Regions from separate parts of the Homo sapiens genome. Here regions 2 and 3 are each linked to region 1. A link is a contact called in ENCODE Hi-C or POLR2A ChIA-PET data. All regions are on one chromosome and are shown on one strand. The core of a region is the stretch at or near the end of the contact, and the rest is flanking DNA. Distances in the headings are between cores, read along the strand shown. Region 1 holds the start of WDFY4 (WDFY family member 4). Region 2 overlaps ARHGAP22 (Rho GTPase activating protein 22). Region 3 has its middle 3.2 kb from the start of ARHGAP22.

Evidence for each region. Hi-C counts contacts between places; a loop is a spot of excess contacts on that map. ChIA-PET counts read pairs that join two places held with the same protein, here RNA polymerase II (POLR2A). Pooled maps may share reads with other maps.
Region 2: a loop to region 1 is called in a pooled map, with 2.7 times the contacts of the local background. The contact joins the enhancer-like site here to the promoter of WDFY4 in region 1. A Hi-C loop is called at or near these places in 1 of 168 maps with a recorded cell type or tissue (OCI-LY7) and 1 of 50 pooled maps. POLR2A ChIA-PET finds 5 or more read pairs at or near these places in 3 of 52 experiments (B cell, GM10248 and OCI-LY7).
Region 3: a pooled map shows a loop between it and region 1 (2.0-fold over the local background). The contact joins the enhancer-like site here to the promoter of WDFY4 in region 1. A Hi-C loop is called at or near these places in 3 of 37 single-sample maps with no recorded cell type and 2 of 50 pooled maps. POLR2A ChIA-PET finds 5 or more read pairs at or near these places in 1 of 52 experiments (activated CD4-positive, alpha-beta T cell).

The regions. Positions count from the first base shown.
Region 1 is chr10:48,683,301-48,686,815 of GRCh38, forward strand. WDFY4 (WDFY family member 4) reads left to right here and starts at 1,573. Exons shown (of 62, transcript NM_001394531.1): 1 at 1,573-1,701. RefSeq lists enhancers at 495-574, 1,505-1,804, 1,823-2,363 and a silencer at 795-844.
Region 2 is chr10:48,575,482-48,578,996 of GRCh38, forward strand. The region is part of intron 2 of ARHGAP22 (Rho GTPase activating protein 22); the gene reads right to left. Among named protein-coding and RNA genes, the nearest start is that of ARHGAP22, 28 kb to the right of the region's middle. RefSeq lists an enhancer at 1,919-1,968. Within about 2 kb of position 1,795, at least 5 of the 41 ENCODE cell types and tissues checked have a DNase peak (open chromatin) inside an H3K27ac peak, as active enhancers do; they include B cell and OCI-LY7, where a contact is called at or near this core.
Region 3 is chr10:48,606,554-48,610,068 of GRCh38, forward strand. It overlaps a transcript of ARHGAP22 not described here. Among named protein-coding and RNA genes, the nearest start is that of ARHGAP22, 3.2 kb to the left of the region's middle. RefSeq lists an enhancer at 1,638-1,697. Within about 2 kb of position 1,763, at least 2 of the 41 ENCODE cell types and tissues checked have a DNase peak (open chromatin) inside an H3K27ac peak, as active enhancers do.

The sequences.
Region 1 (3,515 bases), core at 323-2,822:
CAGCCTGGGCGACAGCGAGACTCCGTCTCAAAAAAAAAAAACCTCTCTTGCAAATATTATTTGATTTGTTCCTTCTAACAAGGCATTCATTCATTCTGCAAATAAGATGTCAATTATCTCAGTTAAGATAGTGAGAATTTCAACCTTGAGTTTCTAGCTCTGAATTTAGTGCTCTTTACCTGCCTGCTGCTGGCTACCCGGCAAGGTGCTGGGGTGGGTAGAAGGTAGGAGACCTGGGTGCAGGTGGGCCCTCCAGCAGACTTTGCGAGATCCCACTATGACAGACTCTCCGCGCTTCCTCTGGGCATTCACAGGCATGGGGTCCTGGCCTGTCCCATGCTGGCCACCCTTCCTGCCTCTGTGGAAGTTCCTCTGTCTAATCCGCTCTTACCATAGGCCTCTGATTTCAGGCAATATCTTCTTGTAGATTTTATTTATGATTTCATTGGTGACAATGACGAGGGGTTTTCATCATATACAACAAACACTTCACTGCAAATTCTCTAAGGTTTTCTCTTTCCCTTGGCTGGCACTGCATGTATCCTTTCAATTTCTCTTTTCTTTTCTTTTTTTTCTTTTTTTTTTTTTTGAGACGGAGCTTCGCTCTTGCTGTCCAGACTGGAGTGCAGCTGGATAGATCTCCTATTTTGGCTGCTGTCTACTGACAAGTTTGCACTGGTGGAGGTTGAGGTTTTGTGACAAATGTTATTTTCCTCTTTAAACCAATCTTGGAGCTTTACTCCATGTCATAACAAGTGATGTTGTTGCTGCCTCTCAGTCAGTCATGCATGGTCCACTGGTTTTGTGAGCTAGAGACAAGCGATGAGCTGCACTGAGGATCAAGGATCAGGCATTAGCGCTAACAAGTGCCCTTGCTCTTTGGCAAAATTCTCCTTTTACAGAGCACAAGCAGGATTGTGTGTGAATGGACATGCTTGTTTGTACTGTGGAGATGACGTTATGGATAGGTGACATGGATAATTCAGCCTAGTTTATATACTCAGAGGAATGAGAATTTGGAGTCTGAGTTTCAGAGACTTCCATTCTATGGTTTTAGATGTCCTCTCATCCTTGCCTCAGTGTTGGCCGCAGGAGGACTCCCCTCATTGGTGGTTCAAGTTCTATCTGAGGATGGGGGAGGAAGAAATCCAAGTGGGCAACTCTGAGCTTGGTGGGGTGAGGGCTGCCCAACCCATGCCATGTCCAGGGGTGCACTTAAACACACCTCTGATTAGATTCACCTAACACCATCATTGTTCTCATTTTGCCAGAGGCCCAGAGAGGAGAGGTGTGCACCAGTGGTCACACGGCTAGTGAAGAGGGGACACAGAATCCAGACCTACTCTTCTAGGGCTGGGCTGTACTTTCCATTTTGTCCTTGGCCCCAACCAGCACCGCTTGACCACGGAGGCTGCACAGCCAGCCCCAAGGGGCCTTGCTGCAGAACCCAAGTCACCCGCCAGAACTCCAGCAGCTCCGTGGTCGGCTGGAGAGTGGGCAGAGTCAGGCATCTGCCGGCTCTCCACTTCTGCTTTCTCCAGGAAATGAGCAGAGACCCAGCTCCAGTGATTCAGAGTGAAACGGCGCTGAGGACTGACGATGTGGGGCCGGGTCCTCTTCCCCCGAGCCTGAGGGGCTGCAGCTGGGGATAGGGGGCCCATGCCTTCTGATGTCTACAGGCGCTGACGGCCACCCCTCCAGGTAGGCCACCTTGCTCTTGGCCCAGCCAGGCCAGCCTAGAGGTGGGCATATGGGCGCCGCCTGTCAGCGTGGGGCCTACTGGCTGCCTCCTGGGAGGCTGACTATGGGGCACATGTGACCCAGTGCCTGGTTTGGGTTTGTGAATGTGGGAGAGGAGGTGAGCTGGGGAGCAGGAAGTGTGTGTGGCGTGGGGGGCCCATGTGGTCAGGGCCACTCCAGGGCCTGGGTCTGCCTGAGTGTGTGTCACTGCTGAAGTTTGGGAGTCAGGCTGGGCTCCAGCAGCACTCCTCGACCTCTGACGGTAGGTCAAGTCCTTTCTCGGGGTCCTGCTATGAAGGGAACCCTGGGAAGGGCTGACACGGGCTTTCCTGGTTGTCGAGGGGGCGGAGAGAGCAGGCCGACAGGACAGTGAGGCTCGCCCTCCAAGCTCCCTCATAGGCCTCTGAGGAGTGCAGAGTTGGAGGGCCATTTCCAACGGGCCTCAGAGGGAGCTGGTCTATCCCGGCCCTGTCATTACTCCACTGGGTTCTGGTAAGTAGGTGCCTCCCTGGGCTCACTTCCCTCATCTGAATTATTACAGCAAACCATTGAAACGCCTGCATTTTCTGCCTAAGCAGGGCCACCTGCTCAGTAAGGACTGATTCTTCTTTTCCCCTGAAATGAAACTTCTAGAACACTAAACCGATCCTTTGTCCCAACTCATCTAAAGTGTGGGGGGGCTGGTTTGATAACTAAGGGCTCTATGCATTACCCTTTCCATGGAGCACACTAATTTTAATATGAGTTTATGTATAGTCATTCATTTAGTTATTTAACAAATAGGTATTGAGAAACCACGCCCTGCCAGGCTCTGGTCAAAGCGGACAGGGGTCTACGGTGCTCAGCAGGTGGGAGAATAGCAGGTAGGGTGGGGGTCTTGGGAGGGTGGGGATGGCTCTAGTCTTCTGAGAGGGGACCTGTGAGGGAGGCCGAGTCCTGTGGGTTTCTGAGAAGTGTTCTTGATAAGGGTCTGGAGGAGGAGACCTCGTGGAGGTTGGTGTGGCAGAGCCGGGTAAGGGGCATGCCTGGGGTTCTGGCCAGAGAGGTAGGGAACAGGGTCAGGTCAGGGAGGCCCTTCCTGTCTGTCCATCCTGAGCACATGGGCTATTCTTTCATGAACTTGGAAAGATTTTCTGTGTTGAAAGAAAAGAAAATTTCGGCCAGGCGCAGTGGTTCACGCCTGTAATCTCAGCACTTTGGGAGGCTGAGAGGGGCAGATCACCTGAGGTCAGGAGTTCAAGACCAGTCTGGACAACACGATGAAACTCCATCTCCAAAAAAAAAAAAAAAAAAGAAGGAAAGAAAAGAAAATTTAGAAAGACCATAATAAGATAGAAGTAATAAAAACAGCATAAACCCTGTGTGCTGACACCTTAGATTTTTTTAAAGATCAGCATCATCTCTGAGGTCCTCTTCATGCCCATCTTTCACCTTCCCTCTTCAGAAGCAGCAACAGTCCAGAATTTTGGGTTTATTGTTCCCTTGCTTCTTTTTCTAATTTTACATCCCATATTTAAATCGCTATATATGTATGATTGCAAGTTGTTGAACTCTGTAAACATGGAATTAAATATTCTTTTAAAATTTGCCTAATTGGTTCAAAAGTTTGTTTCTGAAATTTCTTCATATTGTTGCATGTACCTGTAGATAATTAAAGTTTTCTGCAGTACAGTATTCTATTAGATGAGTGTACCTCAATATATTTATCTGAGATGCTGTTGATGGCATTTTAGGTATTTCAAGAGTTTATTTTTTTTTCTATTATAAGCAGTGCC
Region 2 (3,515 bases), core at 545-3,044, 110 kb before region 1:
TCTTAAAGATTTCTGGTTTCCGACTGTCCAATATTAATGTTCCACTCCTAGAAGTGCATGTGCTTTCCCATCCATCTTGACTTTCTCCCCACCAGTCTCAAGCTTTTACTCAATCACATCAAACTTTAAATCAATCTTCTATGGCTCCTTATTGCTGAGCTTCCCTCACTTATTCTCCTGGAAAAAAAATAAAACATACAACAGAAACCTAGCCTGCTCTCAAAGTGATTTTTAAATTGCCTCTTCTAGAACATAATGTTGCATCAGCCATGGCAGGTAGGTGGGAGGGGGAAGTGTGGATTCCAAACTCCACCTGCCATGTTCCCTCCCCTGCTTCTTCCAAGGCCCCCAGCCCTTGTTCCAGCATGGTGAGGATTTTCTTGGCCTCAGCTGATATTAGAACACCAGCCCCATCTAAGTGGCCTTTCTGCTTCCAGCCTGGTCCTGGTCAGCCCCTATCTGTGCTGCTGCAGGATGACTCTCCTCTTGGGGCTCTGATGGCCAAGTATAAGCAACCCACAACCTTCACTGACCCCTATCGCAGCCCACGAAGTGAGGACCTAGATCCTGGGTGTGGCAGTGAAGCCCCTTTACAGGAGTCCTCTAGTCCCACATCTGCATTTTGTGTTCCTGCCTGTAGGATGAGCATCCTATGCCCTACGTCAGAGACTATGGGCTCCCCACTGGGTGTGGACTGCCAGACACATAGCATCCATGGACCTCCCACACATTCCTAGGTTCATTCTAAACACATCTTCCAAGAACCTCCAATATGCCAGGGCCTCTTCAGAGGCCAGCGTGGGGCTCAGTGGCCCTTTCTAGAAGAGGGAGCCCCTGGCCTGGCCTCCCCATTCTCCTCCTGGTCATCCAAAGAACCTCTAGCACTGTGGCCCTGCTGCATTCCGTTTTTTGGTTATAGTTTTTCTTTTCTTGTTTAAATTTTTAAAATACTTTAAAATATGGACTTACATGAAGATAGTCTCAACGTGAGAAATTACAATAACACAGAAAAAATGCAAGCTGACCCTGTTACCAACTCACTCCCCTGCCTCACATCCCTGCCCCATGGCTCTGACTTGTCTTATTTGTATGCTCAAAATCTCAAAAATAAATTATTTCCATCTTATTTCACTTTTTTTTTACAATGAAAGTTTACACTTGCACATAGTTTGAAGAATCAAGAGTTCTACACGGCTTATCATGAGGCAGCAAATTCTTCCCCTGCCATTGCCTGAATCTGTCACCACGTTCTATGGTCTCAGATGAGGTTTCTTTTCTATCTTTCTCCTTTTTTTAAGATATTTATTTCTAATTAGTATGCTTATGTTACTCCTTTTTGATTTTACATTTTAGTCATTGTCTGTGGAATTCCTAGCATGGGCAGTGAGATTTTGCTTTCTGCCCCTTCTCCACTCACCCATCCCTCCCCACACCGCCACCCACCGCCACCCAACCACACACCTTCCCAAATCTCCATGGTAATTTTGGTTATCTCAGTTAGTATTTAGTGTTTATACTCCCATCCTGGGGAGTTTATTTCAAGCATTTCTCTAAAGACTCTTTTTCCTTCATTTCTCTCTTCTCTTTTTCTAAAACTCCTTCTATTCGGACATTGGGTTGTCTCTCTTATTGTCCTCTTCTTCCTAGAAGTGTCAAGTTTTCATCCAACCCTTCTTTGGAGTTTTTTATTCATGATATCTTATTTCTGACTTCTGGGGATCGGTTCCTCCTCTGACTCTTCCGTATTTAGAGATTCTCTCTGAGGATATTACAGTAGTTTTGTATAACAGTTTTCTTCCCCCTGCACAGTATCTGCTGCCTGCAACTTGCTTTTTGTTTTCTTCCTCTTTTTGTCTTGGTTCCTCAAATGAGAGTGTTTCCTCAAATGTCTGCTGAACCAGGCCTATCACTCCCACTTGAGAATGGTTCTCTATGGAGCTGACTGGGTGGCGTCGGAGGATGGGGAGGGCATACACAGGAGGGTCCACCTCCGCCATTTTACTGGAGAACCTCTGGAGAAATTTACTGGAGAAAATTCATCAGTTTCCTTCCTGGGGGCTACTCCTGACTGCTGGGGCTTGGAAACCAAATGTGGATAGAGACTGGGGCCTAAGGAACTGGTCTGCACACTGATGTTCACCCAACCTTCCTGTTCTCTAAGATATTCCACCAAGAAAGGGCCAGAGTCCCCATTATAAAGGGCTCCCTTTTATTCTCAGAGAATACATACAACTCCAGTCTTACAGCTGAGTCGGGGCGGGCAGTCACCTCTTGGCACTGGATTGCTCAGAAAATCTGAGATCTAACTGCTCTTTTTTGGTTTTTTTTTTTTTTTTTTTTTTTTTTTTGGAGACAGAGTCTCGCTCTGCTGCCCAGGCTGAAGTGCAGTAGCGCTTATCTTGTCTCAACCTCTACCTCCCAGGTTCAAGCAAGTCTCCTGTCTCAGCCTCCCGAGTAGCTGGGATTACAGGCATGTGCCAGCACACCCGGCTAATTTTTGTATTTTTAGTAGAAACGGGGTTTCACCATGTTGGCTAGGCTGGTCTCGAACTCCTGACCTCAAATGATCTGCCTGCCTTGGCCTCCCAAAGTGCTGGGACTAGAGGCGTGAGCCACTGCGCCTGGCCCTAACTGCTTTTTTTTAAGTTAACCTTCACCCAGTGCTCCTGTCCTGAGCTCCTTTTTTGCCCTCATTTCCAGAGATATCTAGTCCTGCCAAGCCCCAAGTCTTTGAGGGGTTTTGTTTTGCAAACCAGACAGCTTCCATGCTCTCCTTTGTGCTGGTTTGGGATTTAGCTGTCTTGGATCAGCTAAATAAATCAGCAGCCTCTCCCTCATCTGTTTTCCTGCATCCAGAATGCTTTCTCCCCTCATGTTCTTTCCATCTAGTTGTGCTTGTGCCTTTAAAAACATCCTCTAGTGCTGTATCATGAAGTTTTGTGATGTGGAGGAGCCAAATGTGACTTTTAAATGTCACCCTTAACTGGAAGTTTGAATTTGAGTTTTGGTTTTCTCATTAACTACAGAAGTATTATGCAGTGTATGTGTGTGTGTGTGTGTGTGTGTGTGTGTCTGTGTGTGTGTGTTTGATCTTCGCTCTCTCATGCCTGCACACTCTCCTCAATGTCATTTTGTTATTAACTTGTCTTTTTTGCTTTAGCATTATTGACAGTGATTGGGTCTCTGATTTCATTTTTTTGAAAAAGTTTTTTTTTTTAAAGAGAAACAATGAGTGTTCTTTGTTTATGTCTTCCTCAAAGCTATGGCATTAGGAGCATAAAAGTTCACAGCTGCTGTCTTTTCTCAGTAGGTTATCTATATTAGGAATTATATCTCTCTGTTCCCCTTTTTTCTTAGCATCTTGAATCCTACTTTATTTGATGTTACTAAATTTGCTTTCTTTTTGCTCACATTTACTTGCTTACCTTTTTTTTTCCGTTCTTTTGCTTTTTAATCTTTTTGTTTATTCCTCTCTCTTTTTTAGACCCAATCTCACACTTTCTATTTTAAGGGAT
Region 3 (3,515 bases), core at 513-3,012, 77 kb before region 1:
GATGCTCTATACAACCATATGCACATACAGCGCCTGCTCCTGTGTGCCCCAGTGACTTTGCACATGCCTTGCTCCTGTGTGTTCCTGTTCTTGCATGTGCAGCCCCTGCTCTCCTGTGCCTCTGTGTTTTTGCACATGTAGCTGTGTCTTTGCACGTGCAGTTCCCTCTCTCTGGAATGCCCTTCCTCACATTGCCTTGTCCTCTTTGGGCAATTCCCCAATGAAATTCTCCTGATTCCACCAGCAGAATGAGCCACTAAGCACTTCCCCTGGGCCCTTATCTATGTCCCTGTACTGCCCCTCTTGTACGCCCTCCCTGAGCCCCAGGCTGACTCAGGCCAGAAGCCTCACAGGAAACTCTGGCTTCATGGGCAGATCCAAGAAACACCACTGAATGACAGAACTGACCTCCTTTTCCTTTAAGGCCAGGTACAAGCCCTGGTTGGGACAGGGGCCACCCATGAGGAGTGGGGAGAATATCAAGCTAGAAAATCTCATGTCGACACCAGGGTCACAGGGCAAGTCCTGTGGCTTGTGACAATGTCTTGAGCAATCAGGAAGCCATTTGTGAGTAATGCAGCCTGGACCACTTCATCCAAGTCAGAGGCAAGGAAATGCCCTGAGACTTAGTCTGGGTCCACTCACGCTTGTTTTGGTTAAGAAACCACCCCCAGGCGCTTTTCCTGTGCAGCTGTTTTCCCTGATGATATTAAGTCACTGTGTTCACTCGCCTGCTTTTCTGGGGATCAGAGCTGGGCTCACACCCCAGAAGTCAGGCTGGGAAAAGGGCAGGAGTTGATCTACGTTCTGCGTCTGAGAAGGCTGGGGGAATGGGGCAGGTGGGCAAAGTAGCTCTTTTCTCCTCTCCAACCTCAGACTGTGCTCTCAGTACTTCCTGAGATGAAGGGTCCACAGAGGCAGGAATTGGAGCCCCTTCATCCTGAAGTTTACCAGCCCTGATCTGCAGGGCCCTGGGAGCCTCCCACTTCCTCTGGGGTGGCCTGTGGGAGGATGGAGTGGGGACAAGGGCAGGGCAAGGGGATCTGTTGAACATGTGACCTCCTATAAGCTTTTATTTGAAGAACCAGCCCTACTCTTCTCACTTATAAGTGGGACACCCAGACCAAGGAGTGGGAGATACAGGTCTAGCTTAGCAGCGGAGACAGATGCCTCCTTCTCCACTGCCCTGTGCCTGCCTGCACGGTGCTGCCCCTTTCCAGCAGTGGTCCTAGGTCTGCCTTCACCTGGCTTCCTGCCTTGAATCATTCAGTATTTTCTAAGGGCTGTTCAGGGACAGAAGCTGAGCACTGAATGGACAGAAGTCTCCGGAAGGCAGAAGGCATCTATTGAAATGCACACCTGTTGGTGGGATGGCTGCCAATCAGCATCAACTGGCCCAGAGCCAGGATACCTTCAAAACAGTAGTTCCTAACCTTGGCTGCACATTAGGGAGCTCTGACAGTGAATTCCTGTGTCCCACCCCCAGTGGCTCTGATTTAACTAGTCTGCAGTGTTTATTGTCATTGGGAGTTGTAAAAGCTCCTCTAGGGATTCAGCCAGGGTTGAGAACCACAGCTTTAGAAGACAACTGCACATGGGGTGTTTGCTGGCTGCCATCCTAAGGGAGATTCTTCTCAGGGAGAGGCACATCTGCGAATAAATCTCCTGGTCAGAAAGTGGAAAGGGCATCTGTCCCAAGCCCCAACTTGAGACAACTCCACCCAGAGCCACAGGTGCTGTTGGATGGTCTGTGCACTGCTCAAAGGTGTCCAGTAGAGGGAGGTAAGGAGGCTGAATTTGGGCTCCATTGGCAAAGCCCTGTGTTCCAGCACAGGGAGGTGGGGAGGTGTGCAGCTAGAGGAGGGAGCTTTCCTCTAATTTGCACAAAGGCGACATATAGATAGCAAAGCCCTGCTTCCCCTGTTCCAGAAGCTGCATGGAGGACCAGAGTAAGCCCTTCTGGAGGCAGAGGAGAGAAACAATGCTACTCTGGCTTTGTGATGCCTGCCCAGGGGTCACCAGCACCTGGGTCCCCAGCCTGCCTGCTTAGTGCACTCTCTGTTCCTGCTGCCAGGAGGTCGATGCCGCAGCTCCCTTGCATGTCACTCAAGGTCTTCATGGGCAGCTCCCACCCTCATACTTTGGTTTCTCCTTCTGTCTATCCCAGTAGTGGGCCGGACCAGCTGGAGAGTACCAATGACATAACTGATTGTTAAATTTTCAGGAGTTTTGTAAGCCAGTTGTTTAGCAAGAACATCATTAGAAATTAATGTATATAAACTTATAATTAAATAAACTATTTAAGACAAAGGTAACAAGCACTAAAAACTCATAATTTCCAAATCATTTTACTACATTTTATTATTCTTCAGGTAATTGACATCTATTGTTTCTACATGGTGGATAATATATACTGGGTTGCTGCCATGCATCTCTTCTCAACTCTAATGTTCAATGACATCATGCTGGTAGTTTGAAATTGAATGTTGTGGGAGTATTTACACCAAGAAAACTAGCAAATGCAGTAAATCAGAGCTTAGATGTCTTGTTTTGTTTTGTTTTTCTTCTACAGAGCTGGTTGTTAAGCATTTGTCAGCACACCTCTGGCCCATTTCCACCACATTCACTCTGTCTGCCCCAGTCACTGTAGACTCCCTGTTCTAGGCAGAGGATGCCAGCTCTCCACCTGAATCTGTTCTCCCCTTCTTCCTGGGAACACACAGATGTTCTACATTTCCAGCATCCTTGCAGTTAGGTGTGACTGCATCCTGGCCATTATACATGAGCAGAAGTGATGTGGTTACTTCTAGGCCTGGCTTCCAGGATTCCTTCTCTTGCTACCCTTCTAAGCTCATTTCCCTTTTCTGGTTGATTGGGATGGGACCACTTTGGAATTCCCATGTAGAATATGGTAGAATCCCTGCAGTCTGGGGCTCTGAATGACTGCATGGAGCCAAGCCCTCACTGTCAACCTGGAAGTATCTTGAGAGAAAGAGAAATTAACTTATACTGTATTGAGTCATTTCATAGTTGGTCCTCTTCATTACTATAGCCGACATTCTCACTGGGTACACACTCCACTCTGCCTGCCCTTTTTTGCCTCTTGAACTTTGATGCATCCCTCTGGACCTTGTTCCAGCACCACCTCCTCACTCAGTGCTGTATGGAGTTCGGCACCTTTAACATTTCCCATTTCTTCCATGCCCAAGGCCACGGGGACCTTCTACAAGGCCTGTTGCGAGATCTTTAGAGGAGTACGAGTTTTTCCTGCCCCCTCACCCATAATTTAAATATCATCTATATACGAAACCTATCATATGCTGAATTAAAAAAATTCTTCCTAGATTTTTAAATTGGGAAACTGTGGGATTCATCAAAGGTGAACTTTTGCTCCACTTTGGTGGCCTTGCCCTGCTTGTACTGTAAGCCTGTCCTTGGTCTTCCTGCCATTGGGCACTTGGGCACTGCAGGCTGCTCTGTCATAGAGGGAATGGCCTTTCTCTCCACCCACTGTT